Linked DNA regions of Homo sapiens: region 2 is linked to region 1. A link is a contact called in ENCODE Hi-C data. All regions are on one chromosome and are shown on one strand. The core of a region is the stretch at or near the end of the contact, and the rest is flanking DNA. Distances in the headings are between cores, read along the strand shown.

The links. A loop is a pair of places that touch in the nucleus more often than their neighbours do. Pooled maps may share reads with other maps.
Region 2: a loop to region 1 is called in a pooled map, with 5 times the contacts of the local background. The contact joins the enhancer-like site here to the promoter of RAE1 in region 1. A Hi-C loop is called at or near these places in 6 of 50 pooled maps.

Annotation. Positions count from the first base shown.
Region 1 is chr20:57,348,146-57,353,319 of GRCh38, reverse strand. RAE1 (ribonucleic acid export 1) reads right to left here and starts at 2,065. Exons shown (of 12, transcript NM_003610.4): 1 at 1,898-2,065. RefSeq lists enhancers at 1,596-1,675, 1,866-2,434.
Region 2 is chr20:58,235,144-58,240,317 of GRCh38, reverse strand. It overlaps the pseudogene PPP4R1L. Among named protein-coding and RNA genes, the nearest start is that of ANKRD60, 9.1 kb to the right of the region's middle. RefSeq lists a silencer at 3,144-3,193. Within about 2 kb of position 3,122, at least 11 of the 41 ENCODE cell types and tissues checked have a DNase peak (open chromatin) inside an H3K27ac peak, as active enhancers do.

The DNA of each region.
Region 1 (5,174 bases), core at 816-3,315:
AAACATAGAGAACATTAACACATTCTCCAGGGCTGCTCTGGGGATCAAATCAGATTATGTAGAAAATGCAGTATCTAGTTCATAGTGGGTACAATAAACGACTTTTCCCTTCTTTTTTCCTTCCAACTCCCCGAGGAGTTACGTACACTGAAACCACATTTCAATCCTACTACCTGTTACGCTGAAAAGTCCTCCATACCAGTCACCTCTCCAAAGGGAGCCAAATGGCTGAGTGACATCCTTGCTAACAAGACAACACAGAACGGAGAAACTGCAAGGAATTTGGGGAAGGCATTTGAGTTTCCTCAGCTTCATGAAAAATAAGTGCAGAACAAAAGGTCAGAGCAACAGCTACAAGCACATGTACATTTTAGTGAACGTGAGGGGATGTGGTCCTTGCCGGCCACACTTCTGCCCTCAAATGCAGAGGTACTTGAAACACCAGTTGGCTGTATGAACGAACAAAGGCATGACAAGGCTTCTGCAATCAGTCCAGGTGCTGGTTACACGGCTTTGGACGGGTCACTTAACCTTGATTTTCTCATCTGTAAAACAGAGACACTAATATCTACTTCACAGAGTTATGAGAACTAAATGAAGCCACACACACACACTGCCTAAAGCACTACAGGTTCTTAATAAATATTACTTTCACTCTATTCCTCTACCTCAACCTTCAAGTTGGGAGAGAACATTTCTGCCATTAGGGATGAACTTAGGAAAAAGAACATGGTAGGTGAGAATCGTTCGTGTTAGTCAGTGTGGACCACACCTTATGCTGAGCACTGGGAAGCTTCCAAAGTTCAGAAGGCACAGTCATCTGTGGGACCCACCTAATCTCTTCCCGCTCTCTCCCGCCTTGCTGCACCCCAGCCCTCCTAGCTCTGCTGGCTTCCTTTCTCCGCTGAACACAACAAGCTCATCCCTGCCTTGGAGCAAACCTAGTGCTGTTCCTTCAGCTTGGGATGATTTGCTTCTCCCTCCCCACAGCTACCTCCGTTTGAATCTTCATATCCCAGTTCAAAAGTTGCCTCCTCCGAACTTCTTGGGGTGATGAAAATGTCCCAAATTTGAACTTGCCATGTTTACGCAACTGCATAAAATTTCCAAACTCACAATATACACTTTCAATGGTTGAAATTAATGTTATTTTATACTTCAATAAAGCTGTCACACGTATTCTTTTTTAAAGTCACCTCCTCAGACGCTTCTTTGCCAACTTTAACATATCTAATCTTCCATCACATCCCCTGGAATTTCTTGTTTACACTCAAAATCTCTTCCCCCCCAGAATGCTGGCTCCAAGAGGGCAGCCACTTGCCTGGATTCTTCCCTTAATGCATACTGGGTCCCACAGTACAATGCCTGGCCCAGGGCGGCTGGTGTTTAATACTACTTGCCTGGAGAAGTACTGCCTGTACGGTGGCACCTATATACGTATACAATAAATACTTGGCGGGCTAAGACAGAAACAGACTTAGTTTCAGAGACTGGTAACTGCTACGAAAGAAATGGAGCAGGTTGACGTGGAAGAGGCTAAAAGGGGACGCCCTTCTGCAAAGCGGCCAGGGAAAGCTTCTCCCAGGAGCTGACATGTATCTGACGAGACGCCAGACGTGTAAGGGGGAGGGACAGAGGCGACACACACTGCATTAACGCAATGTGACCCTTCCCAGAGGCTCAGTTCCCCCACAAGAGAAACGATGGATTAGGCCCTAGGTGACCCCTAAGGCCATTTCCAGCTCTGACCTCGCTTCCAGGGCCCAGTAACGAAGCTTAGTCAACAGTCCCGCTCGCGCCCCAGCATCCCGCAGAAGCGCGCTCCCGGGAGGCAACTCGGCCTCTGCGGGAGCCATGGCGGCGGTTAACGACGGGACGCGCGCGGCACGGGGCCTACCTGGGGGTCTCGCCCCGGCGGAAAGCGGCGGCCGGGAGCAGAAGGGTCTGAGGAGTTTGCGAACCTGCTCTGGCGCGAAGGACGAGGGCCAGGAGCGCGGACAGAAATCCCAGGAGCCCGAAGCCTCCTTAAGCCTGCGGTAGAAACTGCCCTGACTACCGCGGAAACAACGCGCGTGCGCCCTGGAGCCACTTCCTGCGTCGCCCGGAAATCGTCGAAGAAAAAGGCTCCTTTTCCCGCAAGGCGACAGCACATGCGCAAAAACGCTTTACACCAGCAGTTTGCGAATTGGTCCAAAGTTGATGTAGCCGCTGCAAGTTACTAAGCGACTGCTTTTATAAATCCGCAACTGGCCAGGCGCGGTGGCTCACGCCTGTAATCCCAGCACTTTGGGAGGCCGAGGCGGGCTGATCACCTGGGGTCAGGAGTTCAAGACAAGTCTGGCCAACATCGTGAACCGCCCCGCCCCCCGCCCCCCCCGCCCCCCCGCGCCGCCCCCCCCCGCCCCCCGCCCCCGTCCCCCCGCCCCCCCCGCCCCCCCCGCCCCCCGTCCCCCCGCCCCCCCGCCCCCCCGTCCCCCCGTCAGTACTAAAAATACAAAAATTAGCCGGGCATGGTGGCGGGTGCCTGTAATCCCAGCTGCTTGGGAGGCTAAGGCAGGAGAATCGCTTGAACCCAGGAGGTGGAGGTTGCAGTGAGCCGAGACCATGCCATTGCACTCCAGTCTGGACAACAAGAGCGAAACTCCATCTCAAATCAGTCAATCAATCCGCAACTAGGGCTAGTGCAAGGTAGCTAGCTGTTTTCTCTTGTGAATTAATTATTGCATTTATCATGTATAAACATCTAAAAGATTCTGATTGCTTCCAATTCACGTCCAAGGCCAACCTCCGAGAAGCTGCTCTAACGCTGCCTCCGAACAAGGCGAGGTCGGCCGCGGGTTTCCCGCCCTGGCCTCTCCCTGTTTGCCCACTGGGGTACCCTGAGCCCACCTCGGGGCTCTTTGGGCCTCAGTTTCCTGCTGCATGGTGGGGAAAATGATGCCAGGGCTGTTCCTAATTAGGGTCAAGTGAAATCATACGTGAACTACTCTTACTAATAGAACTGTCTGTAGAAATGTTAAGGGATTCTTATTACTCACACACGCCCACTCCAAATATTTCAGTTGGTTGTTTCCTCCCAACCCCTACTTTTAGGAGCATCTGAAGAAGGAAGTGAAGGAAAAGACAGATCACAAGGAAGGGATTTCGTGAGGTTATGTAGCTACCCTGGATTCTCTCCTTCACTACTCAGTGTGGTCTGCGTGCCTTGACCTTCTTAAGGAGGTTTAGGATCTGGGGTATCTTTTTATAAAATGCAGATTCAGTAGGTCTACGATGGGCCTAAAAATCCACATTTCTACCAAATTCCCAGCAGAGGTTGCTGGGCCGTGAACCAGAGTTAAGTACCAAGGCTGTAGATCATTTGGAATCCTGGGCAGCTTTTTAAAAACTGTGATGTTTACACTGCACCCTTAGAGATTCTGATTTAGTACGCCTGGGCTAGAAAAGAGGAAATTAATATTTTTTAAAAGCTCCCCAGGTGATTCTAAGATGCAGCCAAGACTGAGAACCTCTAGTCTAGACGATGATGGTAATAATAGCTCTTTTGAGCATCACCCTATGCTAAGCGCTTTAGATGCTCCATCTCCTGTAGTTTCCAGACCAGCCCTAAAAGATAGGTATTGTGATTATCTCCATTTTATAGATATGGAAAATGAAGCTGACAGAGGTGATGTTGTGTCCGGAATTGGTGGGTTCTTGGTCTCACTGACTTCAAGAATGAAGCTGCGGAGCCTCGCGGTGAGTGTTACAGTTCTTAAAAGCAGCGCATCCGGAGTCTGTTCCTTCTGATGTTAAGATGTGTTTGGAGTTTCTTCCTTCTGGTGGTTTATGGCCTCGCTGGCTCAGAAGCGAAGCTGCAGACCTTCGGGCAGTGAGTGTTACAGCTCTTAAGGCGACGCATCTGGAGTTGTTCCTTCCTCCCGGCGGGCTCGTGGTCTCGCTGGCTTCAGGAGTAAAGCTGCAGACCTTTGCGGTGAGTGTTACAGCTCATAAAGACGACGTGGTCCCAAAAAGCGAAAGAACAAACCTCCCACACCGTGGAAGGTGCCCCGAGCAGATTGCCACTACTAGCTCCGGCAGCCTGCTTTTATTCTCTTATCTGGCCCCACCCACATCCTGCTGATTGGTAGAGCCCAGTGGTCTGTTTTGACAGGTCGCTGATTGGTGCCTTTACAATCCCTCAGCTAGACACAAAGGTTCTCCAAGGCCCCACCAGAGTAGCCAGATACAGAGTGTCCATTGGTGCATTTACAAACCCTGAGCTAGACACAGGGTGCTGATTGGTGTGTTTACAAACCTTGAGCTAGATACAGAGTGCTGATTGGTGTATTTACAATCCCTGAGCTAGACATAAAGATTCTCCAAGGCCGCATCAGAGTAGCTAGATACAGAGTGTCGATTGGTGTATTTACAATCCCTGAGCTAGACATAAAGGTTCTCCACCTCCCCACCAGACTCAGGAGCCCAGCTGGCTTCACCCAGTGGATCCCGCACCGGGGCTGCAGGTGGAGCTGCCCACCAGTCCCAGGCCGTGCGCTCGCGCTCCTCAGCCCTTGGGTGGTCCGTGGGACTGGGCGCCGTGGAGCGGGGGTGGCACTCGCGTCGGGGAGGCTCGGGCAGCACAGGAGCCCATGGAGGGGGTGGGAGGCTCAGGCATGGCAGGCTGCAGGTCCCGAGCCCTGCCCTGCGGGAAGGCAGCTAAGGCCCGGTGAGAAATAGAGCGCAGCGCTGGTGGGCTGGCACTGCTGGGGGACCCAGTACACCCTTCGCAGCCGCTGGCCCGGGTGCCAAGCCCCTCATTGCCAGGGGCCAGCAGGGCCGGCCGGCTGCTCCGAGTGCGGGGCCCGCCAAGCCCACGCCCACCCGGAACTCCAGCTGGCCCGCAAGCGCCGCGCGCAGCCCCGGTTCCCGCTCGCGCCTCTCCCTCCACCCCTCCCTGCAAGCTGAGGGAGCGGGCTTCGGCCTTGGCCAGCCCAGAAACGGGGTCCCACAGTGCAGCGGTGGGCTGAAGGGCTCCTCAAGTGCCGCCAAAGTGGGAGCCCAGGCAGAGGATGCCCCGAGAGCGAGCGAGGGCTGTGAGGACTGCCAGCACGCTGTCATCTCTCAATGTGACTTACCAGAGCTCACACAACTGATACAGAGTAGGTCCATGATGTCTGTCCTGTGCCTGACCC
Region 2 (5,174 bases), core at 1,873-4,372, 890 kb before region 1:
TGTTTTCAATAAAGCAAACTAATATGAGAAAAAAATAAGACATCTAACACTGATTTGATTGAGTTCTATCTCAGTCAAGCACAGTCAAACATAGACGTGATTATCAGAGTATAAGGTCTCAGGTGCTAGGTTCTTGGGGCAGTTGTAAGAAAAGAGAAGGCAGTCTCCATTCTCAAGAGCTGGATGTACCAGCCTAAGCAGACATTGCTGTCTAGACTGTCCTCTATGATATCAAATATTGTGCCAATCTTAAGAAGATGAGTTTTGGGTGTTGCTTTCACTTCAAGCAAAATTGAAAACCCACTCTCTGGAGAAAACAGAGTTGGCAATCTGAAGCCCTTTGGCTTTAGGAAGGCCTCATGTTCCTCTCACATTTCTGCTTTATTGTTTTCACCTCTAAACTCCAAACTCCTTGTTTTTCATGAGTATTTTCCTGCATTCACGATGGCCTCCTTTCTCTCTCATTTCCCAGGATGTAATACCTCAGCCGCTGCTAGATCAGTATGTGTCCATGACTGACCCAGCTCGAGCCCAGACTGTCGATACTGACATAGCCAAACACTGTGCCTACAGCCTCCCAGGGGTGGCACTGACCCTGGGCAGGCAAAATTGGCACTGCCTGAAAGATACATATGAAACACTGGCTTCTGATGTACAGGTAAAAGCCTTTCCAGAGGCACGTGCAGAAAGAGGGTGGGTCATTCATTAGGGAGAAAAGGGAAGCTGCAGCAAGGCTTATTGGCCTGAATTTTATGTGGATGCAAATTGGCATGTTTACTGGTCTCTGATGAAATAAAGCTTTAAGTGGCCAACACCTGGCAGTATTCATTTTGCTCCAAAAATGCCATGTAAGATACGGAAGAGGTTGAATTGCACTTGCTTGTCGTGATTCGTGTGTCTGCTATGCACCCCTAGTGGAAGGTACGGCGAGCCCTAGCCTTCTCCATTCACGAGCTGGCTGTGATTCTTGGGGATCAGTTAACAGCAGCTGACCTGGTGCCTATCTTCAATGGATTTTTAAAGGATCTGGATGAAGTGCGAATAGGAGTTCTTAGACACCTGTATGATTTTCTAAAGGTAGGAAGAAGGGTTAAAAGCAAAAAACAAGCCTCCTCTCTCCGAATCAAATTTGTGAAGCCCTGGATGTCTATGGTGTCAGTGAAAAAAACAATGCAGTTTTTAGCTTTCTTTAGCTGAAATGTACCATCCATAATCTTAAAGTGGATGTTCTTTCAGTGATGGGTAAATATTTTAAACTTTTTTCTCCTCATTTTCCTGTCCATTAGAGTTTTAATTCTGTGGAAGATGGTAGACACAAAGCCTAGCACACTCTTTGCAAAAGAAGAAATCAAGGCCCCCAGGTAGTGACCTGACTTGCCCAGAAGTCACCCAGGGGAAGAGCCTGGGCTGAAGTCCAACCTCTGTTCTGCATGAAGCACTTTTTCTGCAAGTCGCTGCTGCTTCCCTTCTGGCTTCCCCCCCTCCCCCCCAAACGAACGATGAATATAAAAAATAAGAGTTTAAAAATGACCTAGAGAAACTAATTACTCTCATCCACATGACCAAGAGCTGCCCTTCACGGACTCTGGTGTGCGCTGCTCCAGCTGAGTCTCTCCTCTCCTGGTGCCGAGCAGCCTCGCTCCCTGGGAAGCGGCAGTGGCACACTGTCTTCCAAACACACACAGACTGGGTTTTTGTTTGTCTGTTTTTTTGTTTTTAGATAGGAAATTACTAAAGCAGGAAGACCTCAGGGGCATTCAGAAATACATAATAAGCACATGTCCTAGCCAGGGGAAAAGGTTGGAGGTGTTCAGGGATGCATTTGATGTCAGTGTACAGCAGTGTTCATTCGCAGCCACGCTGCGTGATAGATGACGAGGTGTAGGGGAAATGCAAAAGTTCTTGCCAGTGACAAATGTATAATTGGAAGTGGAATAAAAGGGGGCATTTGGGGTCATTTTGAAGGATTATACATGTTTGTTTATATATACATTTTTAAAAAATAGTTGCTTCATGAAGACAAGAGGAGAGACTATCTTTATCAGCTTCAAGAATTTGTAGTGACTGATAACAGCAGGAATTGGAGGTTTCGATATGAACTAGCAGAGTAAGTAAAAACATATTTGGGGATATGAGAAAGCAAACTAGATGGAATAAATCTTAATTTTCTTACCATATAATTGATTTCTAAAGCAGCAGCAATAGTGTTCTTTTAGATAAAGAGATTATGTTTTTATTAAGGTATAAACAGAATTCCAAAAACCCTGAGTTACAAATACCACAGTCTCCGGGGAGACATTCATTTTCAGATGAAGACAGGGCTTGAGTCACTTTCGAATTAGAGTGTTCTGCTGTTCTAGAAGGCAATTTATTTGAACCAAATAAAAGATGAATCACCCACTCTTCAGTGTTTTCCTATTAATCGGAGCAGTTTTTACCAGAGCTTTCCTGAACATTCTGAGTGTGGTCCTCTCCGTAGGGTACAGCATGCTTAATGCCCTTTAGCTACTGTGGGAGACAGGAAGGGGTCTAACCCAGATGAGATGATTATGAAACAAAAAGGTTCCCCAAGGTGGCTCCTATCTGCACATCATTTTGTGCCTGAAGGAGTTATTTAATTCTGTCTTGAGCTGGCAAAAGGAATGTTCCAGGCTTTAGTGATGATGAAAGGGTGGAAGCATCAGTTTAAATAACTCCCCTTCCTAAGGTATATAATGTGCCTTTCACGGTGTGGAGGGAATTTGTTTGTGGCAGTTGTTGTTTGGGTTTTAGTTTTTACCTTGTTTTCATTTCGGTGTCTTTAGTTTTCATTTTTCTCATCCACAACTAGAAATCTCTCAAATAATTGTCTTCCCTGAATAAATTCATCAGGCTTTTGCAGCTATTCAGGATATGATTTGGCTGATGCCAGGGGCAAACCGAAAGCCTTTCTCTTTGCTGTGGTCTTTAATCATTCTGCTTAATTTGAGAGATTGAGGTTTCAGTCATTTTACCATGTTCCCAGCATCCTGTTCTGAGTCGAGAAAAACAGGCCCACGTTTTCCATGAAAGCAGTGCGACCTCTAGCGGCGGCGCACGGGAAGTAGGCGCGCTCGGTGCCCGGCGGGGCTTCCCCGGGTGGTTGCGCGGCCCCAGTGCCCGACCACGTTATCTAGCCCCCTACGCGCCCTATCTCCCATCTCCCGGCTTATTGAAGCCACAGCGACTGATATGAATTCTGTGCTCCGGTGCCCATGATATTGGTATCATGTTTTTGAAAACGGTGCTTTTTGATATGAAAGTATTCACCAGCACTCCGGGCTTCTGGTTCTAACTTCCTCCCCATCTCTTTTTCATTTCCTTTCGTTGCCTGGGTGAAAGCAATGTCATTTATTTTCATGCCCTTCTCCCCATCCCCATTTAGAAAGTAGTGAAAGCTTTGGTAGTGGGTTTTCGCAGCCAGCCGTCTCCTGCATGCTTTTGTCTTTCGGAGTAAGGAGCACGCGCTCCCAGTTCTCTCCAAGCGGACCTCGCTGCAGTGAAACCACCTCGTGCTGCCAAGAGCCGCGAGCAGGAGCATCCGGTTCGGTTTGCAGTCGGAGAAACGCCGGGGCGGTCGTGCAATCTCAGAGTGTTCGCTTGATCTGTTGACCTTTGTGAACTTCAACATTCTGGCTATTTTTATGTTATCTGATTTTTAAAGTTTTATGTGCTTTTCAACTGATAACCTAAAATTGAAATATTAAATCTGTATTCATAAATTTCTCAGCCTCTATTTTACAGAGTTTATTTCCTTTTTGTTTGATTTGTATGTGTGTGAGATGAAGAATTAAAATTTTGTTCACATTTTTTTTGCATGGTCATTTTGCTCAGCTTTCTGCTGTTGGCATTTTACTGAAGACCGAAATCTTGCTGGGTCTTTTGCTGTTCATTTCCCAGCCTGGCTATTTTTATCTGTAAGATGAAATAACAGTAAAAAGAAATCAATAATTTTGTTTTTTTGCCCAAAAATAATGTTTTTTTTGTTGTTGTTTTTGTTGTTGTTGTTTTCCTTTTAATTTCAGACAGCTGATACTGATTCTGGAACTCTATAGTCCCAATGATGTTTATGATTACCTAATGCACATTGCCTTAAAGTTGTGTGCAGATCAAGTTTCTGAAGTTCGGTGGATCTCCTTCAAACTAGTAAGGAATCAGGGCATTTGCTCTGTGATTTTTACAAATAGGAATGTTGATGTATCTTCCATTTTAACTCTTTTAATTTTTCTGGGCTTACTTTGTCAGCTAACCTATGAAACTAGCTTTTAAAATTTGAAATTAGGAACTATATTATAGTTTTATCAATTTGTAGGATAGCTTTTTTTGTTATATGTTTCAGTGACGGCAATTGTGGAGTAATCCTTTTATATATGAAACTCTTTAAGCCATAGGTTAGTGTTTTTAAAATACAGGTTGATTTACAGCTTGGTTTTGTAGAAAAATATTTAGTGAGCAAAGACTCTGCTGTAGAAAAGCTGATCCTATTTTTTTATGTGGGCTTTACACCAGCTGAATACTGATGAAAAAAAATCACATTTGACAATATTGATTTTAAGATACTCTGATGGTATTAAAATTTTATAAAAATGACATGTTCTGAAAGGTAATGATTTAGTTATTAAGCAAGGGGACATGCTCTAAAATTTGGAACCTTAAGATTAAGAATGTATTTTTCTAATGTCAGTCTCCTTTGAAGTTTCATTTTTATGAAGGGTTTTATGTGTGTGTGTGTATTGCCTATATTTAAACATCTTTTTTCTCTGTGTTCTAATGATGACCGTGACAAAAATTACTTTCTCCTGCGCCTATAAATTCATTTTAAAGGTGGAAGGATGCATAAAAATGTCTAGTTTCCGTGTAGAGTAGTATTCGTAATTCAAATAGATGGCAGCATTTTAAATGTGCTCTTTTGATGTTTTTCACAGGTCGTGGCAATTCTGCAGAAGTTCTATTCCAACAGTGAAAGTGCATTGGGGTTAAATTTCATCAATGAGCTCATCATAAGGTTCCGGCACTGTTCTAAGTGGGTTGGAAGGCAAGCTTTCGCTTTCATTTGTCAGGTTAGCAAGACCCCGGGAGGGATCTACCCTGGGTAACATCTGCCACGTGATGAAATCAAGTTCACCAGACAGAGAATCTCAGCCTGGAGCACTAGC